Regions from separate parts of the Homo sapiens genome. Here region 1 is linked to region 2. Evidence: chromatin contacts called from ENCODE Hi-C or POLR2A ChIA-PET data. All regions are on one chromosome and are shown on one strand. The core of a region is the stretch at or near the end of the contact, and the rest is flanking DNA. Distances in the headings are between cores, read along the strand shown.

What was found. Hi-C counts contacts between places; a loop is a spot of excess contacts on that map. ChIA-PET counts read pairs that join two places held with the same protein, here RNA polymerase II (POLR2A). Pooled maps may share reads with other maps.
Region 1: a loop to region 2 is called in a pooled map, with 2.8 times the contacts of the local background. The contact joins two enhancer-like sites. A Hi-C loop is called at or near these places in 3 of 50 pooled maps. POLR2A ChIA-PET finds 5 or more read pairs at or near these places in 2 of 52 experiments (HEK293 and OCI-LY7).

The regions. Positions count from the first base shown.
Region 1 is chr5:93,606,135-93,608,834 of GRCh38, forward strand. No RefSeq gene overlaps it. Among named protein-coding and RNA genes, the nearest start is that of MIR2277, 13 kb to the right of the region's middle. RefSeq lists a silencer at 1,689-1,983. Within about 2 kb of position 1,402, at least 4 of the 41 ENCODE cell types and tissues checked have a DNase peak (open chromatin) inside an H3K27ac peak, as active enhancers do.
Region 2 is chr5:92,906,782-92,909,481 of GRCh38, forward strand. No RefSeq gene overlaps it. Among named protein-coding and RNA genes, the nearest start is that of LINC02058, 32 kb to the right of the region's middle. Within about 2 kb of position 1,352, at least 2 of the 41 ENCODE cell types and tissues checked have a DNase peak (open chromatin) inside an H3K27ac peak, as active enhancers do.

The DNA of each region.
Region 1 (2,700 bases), core at 152-2,651, 700 kb after region 2:
GTAAATTTACTTTTAAAAGCAATAAATCAATGTTAAATTAAACAGCTGGGTACCCTGTCTAGGAGAAGGTTCCGTGTTTAAGAAGACCTTGATGGGAGAAATGTACTATTTAACAAGACACACACACACACACACACACACACACACACACACAAAGTTAAATTTTTATTGGCATCCGGAGGCAAGACTGCCCTGGGAACTTTTCTTCTGAACTTCAGAGAGGGAGAGGGAAATAAGAGAGAGCATGAATTGTGTCTACTGTCCATCCTCAGATCTTTACACATATTTTCAGGCATAAGGAGAAAAGGAGGTTTTGTAGAAATGTATTAGATGTGTTCTAAATTGTGGGTTAAACTATGAAGTCTCTCTTTATTGGCTTAGGTTTGTTGGGTGGGTTGTGATTTTTCTGAGATTTTTTTTTCCTGTAAGTTCTATGACCTGTGAGTGTGTTAAGCATACTCTTATCTCATGCTTCCTTTATTCTTAATGTGGTTGTTTTGCACAGCAAATAGCACAGTAGAAAAATCAAGAGGACTGTTATTTCATATCTATTGTGCTTGTGTTCATTAAGTAGCAAACCTGAGATTGGAGTAGCATTTGATATTCAACAGGAATATTTTAATATTTCATTTTCTAATTTTTTTGTTTTTGTTTTTGTTGTTATTTTACAAAACTTCACTTCACTGGGAAAAAAATTGTGTGTGGGACATGGAGATGAGGAGAGAACAATAGAAAAGCCTAGCTCTGGCTCTGTATTCTAAGAACAATGTGAATCAATGAGCTACTATAGAGGCAATATTCAATAGCAGGAAATTAAGAGTAGTTTAAGACTAGCATGTATATACACTGGATTATTTTCCAGCCTTAAAATGAAATTCCAGAAAGACTCTTTAGAAAGCACACATATTATTGAGATGAACTCTCTCAGTCTTTTGAATTCAGATGGACTGGTTTAAAAGAAAAATATGCGGTACCTGCCTCTACAGAAACCAGCAGATTATTCTTTACTTTCTTCACATTGAAATCCCAGAAGCTTTATTTTGTAGTTACATTGTTAGCCCAGTTCCAAAGAATATTCATATAATTAGGTAACATTATTCAAACTTTAAAATTATTTTTAAAAAGTGTTTCAACCCCACCCCCACCCCCTTCAAGCTACACACTAACAGGGTAGTTTTCTAGCTTTCTAGCTACCTTTGACTTTTCTTCAGCCAAAGAAAATATCAAAGACCCAGTTGCCTGGAGAAGAATAAAGTTACAGCATTTATATTTAGGAGGCAGCATTCCATTTCCATGACCATCAGTGGCTTGTTAAGTAAATATGTGTCTTATGCCACTCGGAGAGAGCTCAGATCGCCTGTCAGGAGGCGTCTGGGCAGCCTTGTAAACTCAGAGTGACTTCTCATATCGTGCTATGTTTTCCCAGCGATGCGCTTTCCTCTGCGCTGAAGCCCTGGGAATCATTTCAGCCCAAGGTGAGCCTTTCAGGCACTGCTCTTTGTCCCCATTTGGATAAGAAGGTGCAAAACTAGTTAGACACTAGGCTGATTTTGGGGAGGTGGTAGGAGGGGATGGAGAAGCGGCCTGTTCTAATTAAAGACAATAAGCAATCCTGCGAGGAGCTGTCCTTTAGCCTTGGCTGGAGGCAGAAACGGTCTGTCTCACCTCAGTTGTTAGGTTTATTTGAGCTGGTCGGTGAGGCGAAGAGCAGAAACTTGCAGGTAGCTCTGGGCTCAGGTGAGACTGGGTGGATGGTTAAATCACAGCAAGTGATCTCGAAGTCCCCCTTTACCTCCCCATCCCCTGTCCTTCTGTGCTCTGTGCTTGACTCAGGCATACTTTGATTCTAACTTTGCTTGCTAGATGGCGCTCGGTGTCTCAGGACTTTCTGTTTCAGAATTAAAGCGGCTTTTTAGCACCGTTGTTCTGAACTATTTGTGGGCATTTGATCAGTACAGTGCTGGTAATGTTATTATTGCCCTTGTTTTCGTCACACTTTTTCTCTTTTTGATTAAGGTATCGTCCAGGTGGGAGCTGCCCATCTTAATCCATATAATAATGAAATTCAGGGAAACTCTGCACCTAAATTTAGGGCACATGTGTGGTTCAATTACCTGTTCTGGTGCACTTAAAAAGGCACCTTAGTAACTTTCCTCCAAGAATGTGATTGAGGTTTTCAAGAGGACAACTCAGCAGGTCCAGATGGTGATTTACAATCGTCGAGGTTTCCCACTAGAGTCCACCACCCTCTCCCACCACTACTCCCCATTCTCACTCGAAGATGAATCAGGCTGATGTGGGGAACTTATTACTTTCATTTGTCATTATGAGATAGCATTAATTGATTGAAAAAGTATTATGATTTCTTTATAGCCCAAGTACTAAAAATTTATGTCTACAAAGAGATATATTTTAATATTAGTAATGAAAGTCACTACACAGCTTGTTTCACAAGAAGAATGATTTGTGGATTCTAATGTATATTTATTTCAATCACTAAATGATTCTTCTCAGATATTCAAAACACTTTTGGAGGGATTCCTTTGTGTTGAAGCACGAAGAGAGAAAATCAGTAGTTCTAAATTTCTGGTGGAAAAAATTAAGATAAGCCAAAAAGACCTGAATATTGTTTTGTCGAATGAAGATGTCATTTTCACAGCACCCACTGCTCTCATACCATTGTCTGTTTTTTAAAGAAAG
Region 2 (2,700 bases), core at 102-2,601:
AATGACATAATGAATATGATAACCTGTAAAGAGTCGCATGTAATGGCCGAGAAACATTTCTCTATCCTCTTACGAGGCCAGGGAAGAAGAAAGTTATAAAGGGTTTTAAAGAGGACGTGTCATTACACTAAATACAATTTTGGAGCACTTCTATGAACAGGCATCTATGCTGGAACATCTCCGGCTCCAAAACCTGCAACTAAGCACGGCCTATGCAAATATTATCCTTTTTCCTTATTTGGAGGCTGCATTTCTAATCATTGAAAACATGCACATTGTCAGGGAAAGACACTGATAATTCAGCCACTGAGCCAGTATAGAGAAGTTATTCATTCCTGGGTTCAACCCAAGGTCAAAAACATCAAACCCCAACCATTAAGCAAAATGGTGACAGGCATGGTAGAGATGACCTGGAGTAAATATATTGCACAGAGGAAGCAAGGTCAGGAATACAACAGGCCTGAAAAAATGTTGCAGAGACAAAGTCAGGAACAACTAGTTTAGAGTTCAGAGGTGTACATGAACAGAATCTTCCAGATGGAATAAAAGAGACCAGCAAAGGAGGAACCAGCCACCAACAAACTGGAGATGCAATGGAAATCCTCTGTGTCTAACTGCATTTATAAGCTGCATATCCTTCCAAACTCCATCTTCTCCACAGTCCAGACCTCCTTACCTTGGACAAATCTGGTGAAGACATAGAAAGCAATGTATTCTTACTTTCTTGCTGAAGAAGACAGTTTGTTTTGGCCTTCCGTGCTCAGAGTAAAGATAGGGCTCACTTCTTAAAATCTGTCTCTTCAGTCAGCTTGAGCCCAACACTGTTTTGGATGTATTATATTTTAACGTTCCCATTCAAAGGATGTTGAATCCAGTAGGTTTAAGAACACTCACTTTTTTTATTAGTGCGTACTTTTGTTCTCAGCAATGAGAATTTCTTCCTAATATTGTTTCAGTTCATCTAGGCTTAACAGAAAACATCACCTGTACCAGGGCAATATAAAAAATATACCTCTGTGTCTTGGGCCTAGGTGTGAATGGCACTATAATGGTTTGGTTGTGGGGCTATAATGTGTGATAATTTATGAAAATATAGAAAGGAATGGCCAATTTCTACATCCTGTTGTCCATATGGTGAAAGTCAAGAAAGGGTCAAGCTCTGCCTTGCCTTTGTTTAAAACACCTTTTTGAAGCCCAGTTCTTGGCCTGCCACTATGGAGACCTCTTCTGCAGCTCTGGGTGTCTGGGAAATGCCTGTTTCATTAGGACTCCTGACCCCTATCATTTTACACTTCAGAAGGAGTGACCAGCTCACTTAAAACAAAGAAGCTTTGACCTTTCTCCCCTTCTGAAACCAAAAACAGATGAAATTAAAGTGACTCATTTCCGGTTCTAAATATACTCTAAGAAACATCTTTTTCAAGTAGTTTTGGGCTGCGAGTTTTTAAAAAAAATTTTGCCTTGTTTTTATTTTATATTTCCACATAAGTATCTCATTCCCTTTTTGTCAAGGTCAATGTATTTATTACTTATATTCATGGTGTAACTCACTATACTTTATTTTTCCTTCCAGCTTTCTTACTTTCTTCCTCTTTTTTCTTCTTTTTTTATCTGTGTTGTTTATAACTGTGACCCTTGATCTTCCAAGTCTTAAAACAGCTTGGCTTTCAGCAGCTAAATCTGACAAGGTCAGCATTTTTCTATTTATTCTGAGAATACTGTTTACCCTCTGGGGTTTTTAAAAGCAATTCTGTAAAACATCACTTGGAAAAGTTTGTAGCATTCATTGAGACTTCCATAAAGTCAGAACACAATAAATGACAATTTCTTGCTCTGATTTTTGAAGTTTCAGACAATCATCACTACCTGATCATTTGGTGCCTAAACAGCTGCACTGACCAACATTTTAAAATTAAAATTATTAGATTAAAACAATCAATATTATATAAATATAATTTATTTTACTTCAGTAGAATGCCTTTGACAACTTTAATCAAAACTAAACAAATAACTCTTGAGTTTTGCCTTTCAGAAAATACTTCCATTAGAAATTGCATACACAGACATTATACTATTTATTTTAAGTTTTGAATGAGGATACAGAGGAAGCAGGCCTTTTCCGTAGCCAGGCTGTAGAACAAATCTACTTTTGATCAGAACTTAAGTTGCGAGACAGTTGGGGATCATAACTTATACTTAAGATACAAAATCTGTTTCTGAGCTGGTGAAATTGAGAATGTTAGTAGAGAAAGACTAATGCATTTTCAAAGGTTCAAAGATATTCTACCAGGCCTGGTACAGCTCTACATTCACTAGAGCTACTGTGGACACCTCTGCATCCCTGTGAACAGACCAGTTTACAAACTTTGAGATCAAGCTGAAAATATAACTTCCTAGCTGTGCAGTTTCAGTTCAGAAAGTCTCACCACTGCATCCAGAATTCTCTGCAATAGGCTTGATGGGGAAGCCAAAGTATGTAATATGTTCCAATCTTGTTAAGAAGCTTATTCACTAGACTATAAGGGGAAAAAAAAATTAACTCCAGAAAATGTACTGCATTAACAAACTGAGACTCTCTGGTGGTAGACAGGCTTGGAGAGGGGTGAGAGTATAAGTGTGCCATTGCAAATGTTTTGTAGTGTCTTCGGGAAGAGTGGGGCTCTTGAATCCCTAGCTCAGGAGAATCAAGGAGCAGGTGGT